Linked DNA regions of Homo sapiens: all the other regions are linked to region 4. The links are chromatin contacts, found by Hi-C in ENCODE. All regions are on one chromosome and are shown on one strand. Each heading gives the region's core, a stretch centred on a gene start or an enhancer-like site at or near the end of the contact. The rest is flanking DNA. Distances are from core to core; before and after follow the strand shown.

Region 1 (3,976 bases), core at 948-3,447, 5.0 Mb before region 4:
GCAAACATTTTATAAATACAAATGATATTATCTTTATAAAATGCCTTAATGAAAACCTAAAGAAAAAAGTTACAAGGGTTTTAGAAGCTCTATGCAGAGACCACATATATATTTCTTAAGTCACAGGTGGCTTTTAGTATACTCAGTGTTGTGCAACCATCCCTATTATCCAATTCCAGGACACTTTTACCATCTCAAAAAGAAACCTCAAACCCATCAGAAGTCACTCCCTATTCTCCCCACCTCAACATCACATAGGTGACTCTATCAATTCACCTACTCTGGACATTGCAAATATAAATGGAACTATACAATATGTGGCCTCATGTGTCTAACTTCTTTCCCTTAGCATGTTTTCAAGGTTCTTTCCTCAACAAAACTCCATTAGTTTGTCTAAAGCTTTTCTTTTAACAGATCTATAAATCTGTTGTAATATTGTCTTTTGACAGACAACTTGTGAAGGATTTGGAGTAGAATTTGTGATAAATACATGGAATCTTAATTAACTGTTAACAGAAAAATCAAACTCTGTAAATTACTTAAAGAGGTTTATTCAGGGCCAATGAGTGACCACAGCCCCAGGAAAATACAAACCCAAAAAGCCTTAAGTGTTCCCGAGGCAGTCAGATTATAGTTTGGTTTTATACATTTCAGGGAGCCAGGGGTTACAGGCAAAGACATAAATCAATGTGTGGAAGGTATACACTGGTTTGGCTCCAAAAGACAGGATGTCTTGATGTGGGGGGTTTACAAGTTATATGTGGACTCAAATACATAGATATATACACGATATATGATTGATTGATAGATAGATAGATAGATCTCTTGGTAGGGGTAGATAGGGTCTCCCTATGTTGCCCAGGCTAGTCTTGAACTCTTGGCCTCAAGTGATCCTCCCACCTCAGCCAGCTTGACCAAGAGATTTTTTAATTTGCAACTGGTTAAAAGAGTGAGGCTCTGTGTAAAATTTGGAGTCAGCAGAAAAGAATGTTTAAGATAGTATGCCAGAATCAGCCACAATACACTGGGTCAAAAAAGACCTCTTCAGCAAGATTGATGGTCTGCAAGCTTGACTTAACCCTTGCCTTGCACGGCCTTAGGTCTTGTTTATAATTTGGTATCTTACTACCACAAAGTCTGTTAGTCTTATGATCTCTACTTTAACAAGGGGTGTTCAACCTCCCTTTCCAGAATGGCTGGGAACTCAGTTTTTAAGGTTTCTCTGGGGTCTCCTTGGCTAAGAGGAGGTCCGTTCAGTGCTTGGGGGGCTTACAATTTTATTTTTAGTTTACAAACACAAACAAACGTAATTATTTATTTTTATGTTTTTTGTTTTGTTTTTTGCGACAGAGTCTTGCTCTGTCAACCAGGCTGAGTGCAGTGGCAAGATCGCTGCTCACTGCAACCTCCACCTCCCGGATTCAAGCGATTCTCATGCCTCAGCCTCCCTAGTAGCTGGGACTACAGGTGCGCCCTACCACGCCCGGCTAATTTTTTTGTATTTTTAGTAGAGACGGGGTTTCGCCATGTTGGCCAAGCTGGTCTCGAACTCCTGAACTCAAGTGATCCGCCCACCGAGGCCTGGGATTACAGGCGTGAGCCACCGTGCGTAGCCAAGTAATTATTAACTCCACAGAAAATAAAAGGCTGTGCAGGAAGTAAAAATTAATCAAGTCCATATATAGACCTCAGATACATTTCGTTTGGGCTATCCTGCACTTTACTTTGTAATTAAACACCACTATTTAAAAATCAGGAAAATTGCACATAAAAATCCAGCTGCAAGTGGGCGCTCTGGAGTTCCCCAGTCTCCACTCACTCGTCCTCCCAGCCCCCACAGGCCTCAACGTCGCCTATCCCACTCCACCAGCCCAGTCTTCCACCGCCCTAGGAACTCTCCTACGCCTACGCAAGCAGGGAGGGATAGGGTGACAGCACCGACAACAAAGGGTCGTCTCCCGCACTCCGTATGAGGATGGCGTACTGGTCGGGGGGCAACCGAAGCCTTTCTTCCTAGGTTCTTTATCTTTTCTAAGTTTCCCATGACCTATCGCTCCGCTTGAGCCCTCAGCAAAGATGTCACCCGCCGAAAGGTGTGGCCGGAAGCTGGAGGCGTGGCTTCCGGACGTGCGGGGCGAGGCTCGTCTCGTTTCCGCCGGCGCTCCGAGTGACGTAGGGAAGCGCGCCGCGCACCTCATGGTTCCGGGGACAGTTAGGGCGGCGGATGGAGGTCAGCGGTGGTGCTCGCTGCGTAGGTCTTGTGGCACGGGGAGAAGGGGCGGCTGATCGTGGGTTTCGAGTGCACAACACAGGCGTGGCTGGGAAGGTCCTGGGATGCGGTGGAACTGGGGAGCAGGCTGGGACGCGGTGGGATGCCGTGGGCCTGGCCGTCTGCTCGTTCCGTGCTGGCTTGCCAGTGCGCACGCTTCCTCTCTAGCCCGCGCGGCCAGGCCTGGAAGACGCCGCCCCTGTTGACCGTCCATGACCCCAGCGAGCCAGTTTTCGTGACTTAGTGCAAGTTGTTTTCTCTCTGCATTTTAGAACTAAAGTTTTGGATTGCTGTTTGCCTAAACTCAAGTCTGGCTCCTGGGCTTCCGTTTACTCGGCTAAACTGCTCTTAGGGCTCTTAAAAAATTGGAAAGGCGGCCGGGCGCGGTGGCTCACTCCGGTAATCCCAGCACTTTGGGAGGCCGAGACGGGTGGATCACTTGAGGTCATGGTGAAACCCTGTCTCTACTAAAAATACAAAAATTAGCCAGGTGTGGTGGCGCGGGCCTGTAGTCCCAGCTATTTGGGAGGCTGAGGCAGGAGAATCGCTTGAATCCGGGAGGCTGAGGTTGCAGTGACTCGAGATCGCAGCATTGCACTCCAGTCTGGGCGACAGAGCGAGACTCCGTCTCAAAAAAATAAGTCGGAAAGATTTCTACACTGTGCTTAGGCTCAGGAAGTGGTAGATGTTGCGTTTGGGCAAATACTCCGACTCTCTGATCTCTCTCTCTTTTTTTTTTTCTTTAAGTGGAGTTAGACTAAGCTTTTTACAGCTGCTTTAATCCCCTCATATAAAAAGAAAATGTGCTGGCCATATACCAAGTTCCAGGAAGTGGAGAAAGATCAAACGTACATTCTGCTTTGGCAGAAATGAGGCCTAGGTGAACGTTTTATCTTGCCCTTGTCGCATGTCTTCCCTGGATCATGTAATCACCGTAGGGAGCTAGACTAGCTGATAGAATTTTTTTTCTTTTTTTTTTTTTTTGTGACAGAGTCTCGCTCTGCCACCCAGGCTGGAGTGCAGTGGCGCGATCTCGGCTCACTTCAAGCTCTGCCTCACCCTCCCTAGTAGCTGGGACTACAGGTGCCCGCCACCACGCCCGGCTAATTTTTTTGTATTTTTAGTAGAGACGGTGTTTCACCGTGTTAGCCAGGATGGTCTCGATCTCCTGACCTCGTGATCTGCCCGCCTCAGCCTCCCAAAGTACTGGGATTACAGGCGTGAGCCACTGCGCCTGGCCGATAGAATTGTTAAAAGCAACATCAAGGCTATATGTAACACATTGCTGGAGATGGCAACATTGAGTTTGGCCTTGGAAGGATGAGATGTATTTTAAAGGGTCTTATAGGGGGAGGAGGAGACCCAGATAACAAGCCCTGTAAGGTGAAGTGGAAGTGCAAGGCCTGTTTAAAATGGGGCCTTGTGTTGCTGGGAGGCAGAAAAAGCTAAGACTGAGAAAATCATTCTGGGCCATGTTATGAAGTGCTTCTTATTATTGGTTCAGAATTTTTGCTGTTAGAAATTTGGTGGGGGGGTTTTAGTAGGCTAGTGATGTAATCTACCTTGGTTTCGAGAGGCTCACACCTATGTCTACAGTGTTAAAATATATCCACAGAGGCTTTGGGAATGTGAATTTTTTTTTTTTTTTTTTTTTGAGATGGAGTCTCTCACCCAGGCTGGAGTCCAGTGGTGCAATCTCAGCTCACT
Region 2 (3,761 bases), core at 888-3,387, 4.4 Mb after region 4:
TCATTGGCTTGAAGTGTGTCAAATGGCTGCCCCTTGCTTCAAAGGAGTCTGAGAAAATAACTTTAGCTAGAATTAAAGTTCCATTAGAGTGCCTGGGTAGACAAAGAAGAGTCAGCTACAGAAGGCCAGTATCATAGCAAGTTGTTGCTCCATGACTGGAAACAAAGAAGACTTCACTCTTTACTTCAGATGCGCAGTTGATAGAGTACAGCTAAGATATGGTACGTGTTCTACCATGAAGAGCAAGAGCAAGGTGAGGGAGGGTACGGTGTAAGAGATCCTGCTGCATTAGCTGTTGAGAGGAAGAATTTCCTCCTGGTCACTATGTTACTGGGGGTCCTTGCTCCCCAAGTTCCCAAGATGGTGGCAGGTCGCTTCCAAGATGGTGACGGGCCACTTCCGAGATGGTGGCAAGTCTTGTGTTCTCTGACCTGGGGTTCTTGGCCTCATGGATTCCAAGGAATGGAATCTTGGGCCAAGCGGCGAGTGTTATAGCTCTATTAGAAGCTGTGGGTCATGGAAGAGAATCGTGGAACCCAGTGACTAGTGTTTAGCTAGATTAGGACGAACCTGGGCACTTAGCCCTGCAGGAACAAGGGCAAGCCTTTAGCCCGATCAGGAGCAGCAATGGGCGCCTCGCTGGATCCAGAGGGATGGAAGTCAGCTGTGGGTCTGTGACAGCGGCAGACAGCAGTGGTGGACGGTGAGCGAAAGCTCAGCTTGAGCTGTGACACACACGTACCAGAAAAGTGTGCAATTGCAAGATTTAATAGAGTGAAAACAGAGCTTCCATACAAAGGGAGGGGACCCAAAGAGGGTAGCCACCGCTGGCTTGAATGCCTGGGTTTATATCCTGATCATTGTCCCTCCTGTTGTGCTCTCAGGCGATAGATGATTGGCTACTTCTTTACCTCCTGTTTTTCCCTAATTAGCATTTTAGTGAGCTCTCTTTACTACCTGATTGGTCGGGTGTGAGCTAAATTGCAAGCCCCGTGTTTAAAGGTGGACGTGGTCAATTTCCCAGCTAGGCTTAGGGATTCTTAGCCAGCCTAGGAAATCCAACTAGTCCTGTCTCTCAGTACCCCCTCTCAACAGGAAAACCCAAGTGCTATTGGGGAGGTTTGACCACCGCTCTAACTGCTTCCTGCTGAATTGGGGCACAGTAGGGGTTGTGCAGTTGAGATTTCCTCCGTAGGGGTGCCTTGTCTCTCAACTAATTCAGTGGTGGCTACCTCGAAGCCCTTCTGAAGCTAAGAGGGAAAGAGACCAGCTCGCAAAGTCCCCTATGTTATCTACTCCTAAGTGGAAGCTGGGAGCTGTGAAAATGCACATCTAACAACCCTTAACTTACTATACCGACTTCTAAACCACAGTAGAAAATGAAGAAAAGTTCGGCTATGGGCAATAGACTCAACCTTTTGTTCTATGTCTAACCTATAAAATAGAAAAATAATACTGTCATCCCTCATCTCCCACCATACTGAACACGCATTAGGTGCTCAATGAATACTTGTCCATTTTAGTGAAGATTAAGAGGAATGAGACGGAAACTGACACTTGAGAGGCTGGCACACGCCAGAACTGCACCACACTTTGCACTCATAGCTCATTTACTCATCAGCTTGTGGTCAGGTAGGCATTACCGTCCCCATTAGAGAAGTCAACGGAGGCTCAGCAAGGACGGCCAGGGTCCCCCAGAAAGTAGAGGAGGACTTCAGGTTTAACCAAAAGCCTGTACTCTTTACACATGTACCCCATGCCTTCTCCACCAAAGCTCCTGGCACCGTGCTTTGCAGACAGACGACGCTCAACACATTTTGAGCAGAAGCGTGGTTCAGCACCAGGAAGGACACCAACTTTTGCAGAGACGACTCTTGGGATGGAGAAAGACTTCCCAAATCTTCAGGGTGCGGTCAAGACAGGGTAGGCTAGCGCCAGGGGAGCTAGTGGCTAGGCCCCAGGGCAGCTGGGGCCGAGGCCGAGCAAACGGCCAGGGGAGAGGCTCCCAGGAGCCCGATCTGCCGCTGGGCGACGCGAAGCCTGGCGGCTAGAGTCCCGGGCAGCCCGAGCACGGCGGGAAGGCGGCAGCAACAGGATCGGCAGGGATGGCGGGGACGGGGGAGGTCCATGTGCAGGGGCGTGCCGCCGGTGACGCACTTCCGCCCTGCCTGTTCCGGCTTAAAGGGGCCCCAGACAATCCTCGCAATAACAACAAAACCGGCGCGCCAGCGGTGGCGCAACGGCTCTCGTCCCCGCCCTCCTGCTACCTGTAGTCGCCTGGGCCGCCCCCGGCCCAGCCCTGCCTTGCCGCCACCCTGCGCTGTCCAGACTGAGGGGTCAGGCGGAGAGCCGGGCCGCGCCTTCGGTCAGCTTCTCTCCCTTTCACCCGCGCCTCCTCGCGAGACCCGGGGCTGGGCCGTGCCGGTCGCCGCGCAGCAGGAAGGGAGCGGCTGCCACGGAAAACGCCTGGCCGGACGGTGTGGCTGGCGGCCCTGCCTGGGCGCGGAGGGCGGCGGTGGCGGGCCCCGCGGCCTTCTCTCAGGTACCCCAGTGCCCGCTGACCGCCCTGAGCGGCCCAGCTGCTTCCCCGATCCGCACCGCGGGGCCGTGGCGTAGGGGCCTTGTTGCGTTCCAGCTTGGGGGTCGCGGTGGGGCGGGGCAGTGACCCCGGGCCGGCCGTTGTGCCCTCATCCCTCCCACCCTTCCTTCGTATAGCTTCCTTTCTCCTCACGACGGCCTCCACAGTCCGGAGCCCGGCGGAGCCCGGACCTGGCGGGGAGAGCTGCCTCCACGGCCGGGCACCCAGACCCCACCGTCGCAGTCGCCACCACCTCAGTCCATCCTTGGTACCGGCAATGGGCTTCGTATCCTCCAGTGCACTTGTAACTGACTTGGACACGGAATACTAAGAACTCACTTCTGTCCTCATCCCAGTCGCGCCGGCGGTGACCATCTCGGCTCTTTTGGGCTTAACTGCCGCTCCTCTGGACTCTGTCTGACTTTGGGGGCACCATGGACCAAAGTGGGATGGAGATTCCTGTGACCCTCATCATTAAAGCACCGAATCAGAAATACAGTGACCAGACTATTAGCTGCTTCTTGAACTGGACCGTGGGGAAACTAAAAACGCATCTATCTAACGTTTACCCTAGCAAACCAGTAAGTGTGTAAAAGCTGGGGGCAGCTGCTCTGACCAGCAGCTTTTCGTGCCGTGTACCCTCCTTTTTCCTGCTTCTCCCCTCCAGTCTTGAATCAAATAGGTCTCTTTTGGTAGACCGCGAGGTATTTTGAGTTCTGAGGTTGTGTCTCCTGAGTGTTCGAACCATCATTAATATTTTCCTGATGAGGTTCAGTTAATTAGTAAGAGGAAGCAGAAATATCAAGGGACTTAAGAATTGGCAGGCAAAGACCGGGCGCGGTGGCTCACACCTGTAATCCCAGCACTTTGGGAGGCCAAGGCGGGCGGATCACGAGGTCAGGAGTTCGAGACCAGCCTTACCAACATGGTGAAACCCTATGTCTACTGAAAATACAAAAATTAGCTGGGCGTGGTGGCGCATGCTTGTAATCCCAGCTACTCAGGAGGCTGAGGCAGGAGAATCGCTTGAACCCGGGAGGCGGAGGTTGCAGTGAGCCAAGATCGCACCACTGCCCTCCAGCCTGAGTGGCACAGTGAGACTCTGTCTCAAAGAATTGGCAGGCATGGAAAAGGGACTACTTTCTTTGGACTTAAAGTCATCAACCTAATATGCGAGTGAGAG
Region 3 (3,617 bases), core at 700-3,199, 3.8 Mb after region 4:
ATTCATTAATTCACAAATATTTATTAAGGACCTACTACATGCCAGCCACTCTTCTTGGTGTGGGAATATAGCAGTGAACAAACAAAAATCACTGCACTTGTGGAAATTTTATTCTAGGGATGGAGACAGACAACAGTCATGATAAATCAATAAAATATATAATAAATTAGATAATGTTAAGTGCTAAGTAAAAAAAATAAAGCAGAGAAGGGCTATAGGAAATATGAAGGAGTAGAATTTTAAATAGAGTGGCCAGGGAAGGGCTCACGAAGAGGTGACATTTGGATTAAGTCCTGAGGAAGTAAGGGAGCTAGTCCTGCGGATATCTGAGGGAAGAACATTCCACGCAGGGAGGATTCCAAGTTGCAAAGGCCTTGAGGTGAAATAGTGCCTGGAATTGAGGAATATCAAAGAGGCCAGTGTATCCATCGGGGAGGAAGTAGTTGGGGATGAGATCAAAGAGGTGACAGGAGGCTAGGTCATAAAGGACTTCACAGGAAAGGAAGCCACTGAAGATTTTGAACAGAGTGACATGATCTGATTTTTTCACAGGTTCACTCTGGCCAATGAGTTTTGAGAACAGTGTGAAAGAGGGTAGGGTGGGAATACAGAGACTGTCTAGAAGACTGCCATAATCCAGACAAGAGGTGGTGGTGGCTTGAACCAGAGTGGTAGCAAGTGGCTAGATTCTGGATGTATTTCGAAAACAGTAGTCACAGGATTTGAAGACAGAATATGAAGTGAGGTTATCCAGTTTTTGTGATATAGTTACATTTCCATTGTTCTCTCCTAAGTGATGAAAAAGACACAATTTCTCACAAGTTGCCTGTCATTCTCAGGGTGTGACGGTCCTGATATTCAACTTTCTTTTGTTCCTGAGTTTGAAAACACACCCCAATTATTTCCATGTCTTAGCCTTGAGGATGAAGAGAAAATTTAACTGTCTGAAGACTGACAGTTGCCAGCACTATCTCAGCTCCTCCTAAACTGTAAGCTCCGCTAGGCTTATTTCATTTCCCTTGATATCCTCAAAGCCTGCCTCAGAACCTTGCACACGTTAGGGTCTCAAAAAATGTTTGTTGAATGGTTTAGTCTACATTTCCCATTCCCACCGTACTTTTTTTTTTTTTTTAGTCTCACTTTGTCACCCAGGCTGGAGTGCAGTGGCGCGATCATGGCTCACTACATTCTCACCTCTCGGACTCAAGCAATCCTCCCACCTCGGCCTCCCGAGTAGCTGGGACTACAGAAGTGTGCCACCACGATTTGTTCACTTTTTGTGTTTTTAGTAGAGATGGGTTTTCGCCATGTGGCCCAGGCTGGTCTCCAACTCCTGGCCTCAAGCGATCCACCCGCCTTGGTCTCCCAAAGTGCGAGGATTACAGGCATGAGCCACCGTGGCCCGCCTCCCATGGTTATTGTAAAAGATTAAATTTTCATACTTGCTAATGTGAAAATGAATAATAAACTGAAAATAACATTCAGCCCCTATCAATTGCACAATCACAAGCTAAAATGTGAATTTCAGCATTAAGGATAGTATGCTGAGGTACCGTCAAGTGGTCATTGAGCCTCCTGCACTTTCCACTCTTACTAGCTCATCCTAAACGTGTTTTAGCTTCCCCGCACCTCGTAAGGGGAAGGACGGGTAGACTGGCTTTGCTATTTGCAGCTAGGGCCGAGTGTCACAGCGCACCATGGAGTTAAGTCACCTTTGAACGGGTACAAACGTCTCTGAAAGATCAGTCAATATGCGTTACCCACTGGCTGGAGACCCCAGCGCGCTCGCGGGCACAGCCACAAGCCCCGGAGGCACTGGCCCGCGCTGTGCACGCCGGGAGTTGTAGTTCCTCCCACTCTCTCTCGCCGCCCGCGGGCCTTCGTCGCACGAGCGCCCCCAGCGGCGCGCAGGCTCCGTGAAGCGCAGCGCGCGCGGACCCCGGGGGCAGTTTCCTAGCAACCGGCGGAGCGGCTACGTCACGGTGGCAGGTTCTAAGCGCTGCTGGGCACCGTAAGGCCGCCGTGTGTACCTTCCAGTAGCTACGGGCTGGTGGAAGCGCTGCTCACAGTCAGTGTCGGTACGTCTTCGTCCGCCCTTACCCTCCTTATCCTGCTCCAGGTAGCGGAGAGCCGCCTCCCGCCGCGCCCCCGCCACCGAGGCCCGGGTCAGAGGCTAGAGGCCGCCCGCCCCTGCGCGGCCCTTTCCCCTGAGCCCGCGGAGCCCGCCGCCCCGGGCCTCGGGGCGACGATGCTGGAGTCCATTCGCGTGACGGGTGAGTGCCGGGAAGGGCTGGCCGCGGCGGGGGTGCGGGGCGGACCGGGGTCCCGCCGCCCGGGGCTCAGGTAATGGTAGCCACCGGCTGGGCGCGCCGCTCGGGACTCCACCCTGCGCCCCGACCCCTTCGGGGCGCGCAGGAGGCGCTCGCGAAAAACCTGTGGAGGGAAGAGAGAAATCGGCCCCTTATCCTTTCGTCACTTATTATCAGTAAGTACCTGCTGTGGAATCTCGTGGAAAAGATTGTAATATTAGACCGGTTGCTGGTCTTACAAAGGTACAATCCAAAGATTGTTAAATCCTATTTCAAAACACGCTAGGTGTGTGATTAAGCTTCATAATTTTCTAGAATGTTCAGAAAAAATAAGCTAAGCGAAAGAACACATCTGTATATTTCATTATTTATACTGTGTATATTTGTGTGTGTATGCTTTTATTCTTAAACAGTGAGAACGTTTTGAGTTGATATTATTAATAGGCCATTTTACAGTACGGATTATACCAAGTGTAAAACATGGGTCTTTAAACAGACCCCAGGTCAGAAAGTCTGGAAGTTTACCTGCATTTTTTTAAATTCAGTTCAATCTCTGGGAGCACAGAACTTGACTCTTATTATTTGTAAATCGCTATGCGTGTTAGCTATTAAAAAAAACCTTACATAATATTAGAGTAATTTTCTAGGCCATTTTCCCAGCATTTGATTCTGTACGCAAACATTTCTGCAAGCAGGGTTTTGGCAGTTCAGAATTATGACGAAGAACAACGGAGTAAAGGGAAATACTCCTCAAACTAGTGCCAAAATAAAGCCGGAATTTTACATTTTAGAGCAATGCAGTACCTACCAGACTATTTTTCTGTGAGCATTCTAACTGAAAAACCAAACCTCTTTCCAGTGAAAATATTTATGATTTTAATTTTATACTGTTTTATTTCACGTTCAGTGTTATACGGAGTAGATTTGTGCAGTCACAAATCATGACGTTGCCACGATGTATATCATTTATGTTGACAGGAAACATAGTTCCAGGATCTGAGATCGAAAAGGCAACTTTAATTGGCATTAGAATTTTTAAAAATGTGATTTGATGTAGATGCTACTTTCATCTTAAAACACAATTAAAATGTCAAAAGTTACTTAAAAGTACCATACCTCCTAAATATGGAGCAAGGTTTCTCAACCTCCGCACCATTAACTTTGTTGTTGTTGTTGTTTTTGAGACGGAGTCTCGCTCTGTCGCCCAGGGTGGAGTGCAGTGGCGCTGTCTCTGCTCACTGCAATCTCCACCTCCCAGGTTCAAGCGATTCTCCTGCCTCAGCCTCCGAGTAGCTGGGATTACAGACG
Region 4 (3,939 bases), core at 241-2,740:
GGCAAGAGAATCGCTTGAACCCGCGAGGCAGAGGTTGTGGTGAACCAAGATCGCGCCACTGCACTCCAGCCTGGGCGACAGAGCGAGACTGTCTCAAAAAAAAAAAAAAAAATCCTGCATCCTGCAACTAATTTCAAGATTCATAGTGGGCCGCGCGCATAATCATAGAGATTACGTCTGTAATCTCAACACTTTGGGAGGCCGAGGCGGGAGGATAACTTGAGGTCAGGAATTCGAGACCAGCCTGGCCAATATGGCGAAACCCCGTCTCTACTAAAAATACAAAAATTAGTTGGGCGTGGTGGCGCATGCCTATAATCCCAGCTACTCGGAAGGCTGAAGCAGGAAAATCTCCTGAACACGGGAGGAGGAGGTTGCAGTGAGCCGAGATCGCGCCACTGCAGTCCAGCCTGGGCGAGACAGCGAGACTCCGTCTCAAAAAAAAGAGAAAAAAAGAAAAAAGGAAAAAAAAGATTCATAGTGGATTACCATTCCCAAATTCAGAGGGAGTAAAGAAAGTTCTATAACACTGTAGTAAAGCTAAATTTCATCCTCTAAATAAAATTCTGCAACAGGTAACTGTACAAGGGCATCTTTTATTGTACATGAAGTGTCAAGTTATTCAAAGCAGCGGGCTAAAGTCCTTTCTGAAATGTGGCTTGGTGTGCATTTTCGAAGTTACTTAAACTTGGCGGACGAAAGGACAGGAGTAAAGAGGCCCCAAACGCGAGCCGCGGGACGCGCAGGAGCGGGACCCCACGGCGCACGGAGCCCTCGGTCACAACAACGCACGGGACAGAGGCGACCCTGGGCGGCCAGAGCGGGGCAGGCCGGCCGCAGGCCCACGGAACGGGGTTGCAGGGAGGCGAGCAAAGCCACCGCTAAGGGGTCAGCAGAGACTTCAGACCCTAATTGCTCTCCTCAGGGCGCCCGAGGAGGCAAGCTGGGGCAGGGATCCCTTTAGCCACCCAGACCGAATCTCGGAGGGTACCTGACTGCGGGCGGCCAGTCCACAGCCCCCTCCCGCCGCCCCGGCCGGAGAAGAGGCAGGTTCTGCGCAGAGCTGCCACCCTCGCCAGCGTCGCCAGCATCGCGTGCGTCTCAGATGGCATCGGTCCCGGTGCAAGCGGCGAACTCCGTGCGGCGCCACCCGCCGCCACTGGGGGGCGCCCACGGACGCCGCAGACCCCGCCCCCGCCGGGCGGGGCTGAGCACTAGTCGCCTGCTGGGCCAGCTTCTAGTCTGTCGGTCAGACCAAGGGCACTCAGACTGGAAAGGTTGTTGCTGGGCTTGGGTGTCCGTCCTTTCCTGTCTCCTTTTCTTCCTCTTTTCACTTAAATCCACTGAGTCTCTCGCCAAGTCAGTGATTTAGGTAATCCCGCCGCCCCTGGCGGAACCTTTGTGACGCCGGAACTGATGTGCCGTAGGGTGGCTGCGGTCGGAGGACTGTTTTGGTAAAGGACTAGCAGTTCTCTGCGGAGGGCCGGTTGATACAGTTCCGGTGGGAGAACGCGGCTGCGAGGTTTTCGGCTTTGGCTCCTGATATGCAGCGACAGAATTTTCGGCCCCCAACTCCTCCTTACCCTGGTCCGGGTGGAGGAGGTTGGGGTAGCGGAAGCAGCTTCCGGGGAACCCCGGGCGGGGGCGGACCACGGCCGCCCTCCCCTCGAGACGGGTACGGGAGTCCGCACCACACGCCGCCGTACGGGCCCCGGTCTAGGCCGTACGGGAGCAGTCACTCTCCGCGACACGGCGGCAGCTTCCCGGGGGGCCGGTTCGGGTCTCCGTCCCCTGGCGGCTACCCTGGCTCCTACTCCAGGTCCCCCGCGGGGTCCCAGCAGCAATTCGGCTACTCCCCAGGGCAGCAGCAGACCCACCCCCAGGTAATAATAATAGCCAGCGTTTGCCGAGCTCTTACTTTATGGCAGGCACGGTACTAATATTCCCTTTACGTGGATTATTTTGTCTAATCCTCTCTGAGGTACTATTGTTAGCCCAATTTTGCAGATGAGCGAACTGAGGCTTAGAGAAGTTGAGTGACTTCCGGAAGATTATCCGAAAGAGTGGCAGAGCCGTACGTTCTGTTTTCGAGCCCTCGTGCTTTTAACCAATACACTGCCACCCGTACACAGATTTTCCTAATTCTCCATTTCCTCCTGTTTGCCAAAGGCCTTGCCAGTTTGTTTCAAGAAATAGTTCTTTTTCTTTTTTTTTTTTTTTTTTTTATCTTTCTTTCGAGCTACACTGGCTTCTGCTCCAACTTCCCTGAAAAGAAAATCGGTGGTAGTGGAAGTTTTCCATTCCTTTAGTGAGAGTAAATACAAAAGACAGAGAGAGTATCTCTAGCATGTCTGGGATTTCTGTGGTTTACAACTTGCAACTACGTGGTTTTCCAACTTGCTGTATTCTACACCAACCCCCTACCCCTTTTGAGCCTGGAGCTAAGGAGTAAAGAAAATGTTCATGAGCTAGAAAGGTTCTAGAAACTTTAAAACTATAGTATTGTTTTCTCCTGAAAAAAGTGAAAATTTCGAGGGAAAATTGAATATAATTACTTGATTTCATCACTGCTTGTATTTAATTACTGCAAAGTTACTACATTAGACACAAAAGTATTTGAGATGACAGTGGTCATGGAATTATAAATAAATGAGAATAACGAATTGCTTTAAGTACTTTTTTTAAAAAATAGGAACACTTGATTAAAGGAAGCATGGACTTTGTAATTGAACATTATTTAGGTTCAAGTCACAACTTTTAAGCAGCAATGTGATTCCCGCTAACCTTTAGCTAAAGGAAGAAGTACCAATTATCTTTACTAAGTGTTTTTTTAACTGATTTTTTTTCTAAAGGGTTCTCCAAGGACATCTACACCATTTGGATCAGGGCGTGTTAGAGAAAAAAGAATGTCTAATGAGTTGGAAAATTATTTCAAGCCTTCAATGCTTGAAGATCCTTGGGCTGGCCTAGAACCAGTATCTGTAGTGGATATAAGCCAACAATACAGCAATACTCAAACATTCACAGGCAAAAAAGGAAGATACTTTTGTTAACATTTCTGAAATTCAACTGGAAGCTTCATGTGTCAGGAACATCTTGGACAAAACTTTAAGTTGTGTTGATATAAATTTACCCAAAGATGATGACTTTGATTGGATAATTAGTAAGGTCTTTTTGTTATTTTTCATCGTATCAGGTATTGTTGATATTAGAGAAAAAAGTAGGATAACTTGCAACATTTAGCTCTGGAAGTACCTACCACATTTTAGAGATTTACCGTTTCCATATATTTAACATTCCTGGTTACATAATGGACATTTGTCTTTTAATGTTTTTTCAATGTTTTAAAATAAAACATTTTGTCTTCTAGCTATTGTGGTTTTGTGGTATGATAAAGAAGTAGACTTACTACAGTAATGCTTTGTAGTCACTTAGAGTTCATAGGTAAATGTTTTGCAAATTATTTTTGAAAATGAAATAGGTAAACCATCCTTTGAGCTGTAGACAGCTCTGTATTTGTTCGTAAATAATGAGGATGAGAATAACAGAGTTCTGTTCATACTCATTTTATCTAATGCTTCTGTTAAAATGCATTAAAACTTGAAGCCCCAGAAACCCATTTAAGCATAACTTTATACTCATTTAACTGGAAAAGGCAAGAATAGACCATGCATTGCTAAATCAAAGTGTTCTATCTGAATTTCTCTATACCTCTTAGCATTATGGAGTTAGTTTCTCTTGAGGCCAAAGAAGATAGCTACCAGCAGCCTCAAATCACTTCCATTGCAAAAAGAACATCTCTCATCTCCATCAATCCAAGAGAAGACAAATTTGCCATACTTAGATCATGTTTCTGTATTATTGAACCAATTAACTGTGGCCAAGGCCACAGTGAGACCTAATTAACTTGAATCATGGACACATCACCATAATGAGACA

The links. Hi-C counts contacts between places; a loop is a spot of excess contacts on that map. Pooled maps may share reads with other maps.
Region 1: a loop to region 4 is called in a pooled map, with 7 times the contacts of the local background. The contact joins the promoter of TBRG4 here to the promoter of MPLKIP in region 4. A Hi-C loop is called at or near these places in 4 of 50 pooled maps.
Region 2: a loop to region 4 is called in a map of gastrocnemius medialis, with 8 times the contacts of the local background. The contact joins the promoter of HERPUD2-AS1 here to the promoter of MPLKIP in region 4. A Hi-C loop is called at or near these places in 2 of 168 maps with a recorded cell type or tissue (gastrocnemius medialis and naive thymus-derived CD4-positive, alpha-beta T cell) and 10 of 50 pooled maps.
Region 3: a map of B cell shows a loop between it and region 4 (19-fold over the local background). The contact joins the promoter of MATCAP2 here to the promoter of MPLKIP in region 4. A Hi-C loop is called at or near these places in 2 of 168 maps with a recorded cell type or tissue (B cell and CD8-positive, alpha-beta T cell) and 5 of 50 pooled maps.

The regions. Positions count from the first base shown.
Region 1 is chr7:45,109,918-45,113,893 of GRCh38, reverse strand. TBRG4 (transforming growth factor beta regulator 4) reads left to right here and starts at 2,197. Exons shown (of 11, transcript NM_004749.4): 1 at 2,197-2,251. RefSeq lists enhancers at 1,670-2,425, 1,789-2,498.
Region 2 is chr7:35,693,582-35,697,342 of GRCh38, reverse strand. It overlaps HERPUD2-AS1 (HERPUD2 antisense RNA 1), which reads right to left and starts at 2,137. Exons shown (of 1, transcript NR_136255.1): 1 at 1-2,137. HERPUD2 (HERPUD family member 2) reads left to right here and starts at 2,208. Exons shown (of 9, transcript NM_022373.5): 1 at 2,208-2,542; 2 at 2,716-3,159. The coding sequence starts at 3,013. RefSeq lists a silencer at 2,330-2,739 and an enhancer at 2,182-3,069.
Region 3 is chr7:36,365,572-36,369,188 of GRCh38, reverse strand. MATCAP2 (microtubule associated tyrosine carboxypeptidase 2) reads left to right here and starts at 1,949. Exons shown (of 7, transcript NM_001199706.2): 1 at 1,949-2,273. The coding sequence starts at 2,249. RefSeq lists a silencer at 2,200-2,299.
Region 4 is chr7:40,132,173-40,136,111 of GRCh38, reverse strand. MPLKIP (M-phase specific PLK1 interacting protein) reads left to right here and starts at 1,490. Exons shown (of 2, transcript NM_138701.4): 1 at 1,490-1,883; 2 at 2,853-3,939. The coding sequence starts at 1,545. The coding sequence ends at 3,053. It overlaps SUGCT (succinyl-CoA:glutarate-CoA transferase), which reads right to left and starts at 1,107. Exons shown (of 14, transcript NM_001193313.2): 1 at 992-1,107. The coding sequence starts at 1,091. RefSeq lists silencers at 1,035-1,234, 1,695-1,764 and an enhancer at 1,415-1,484.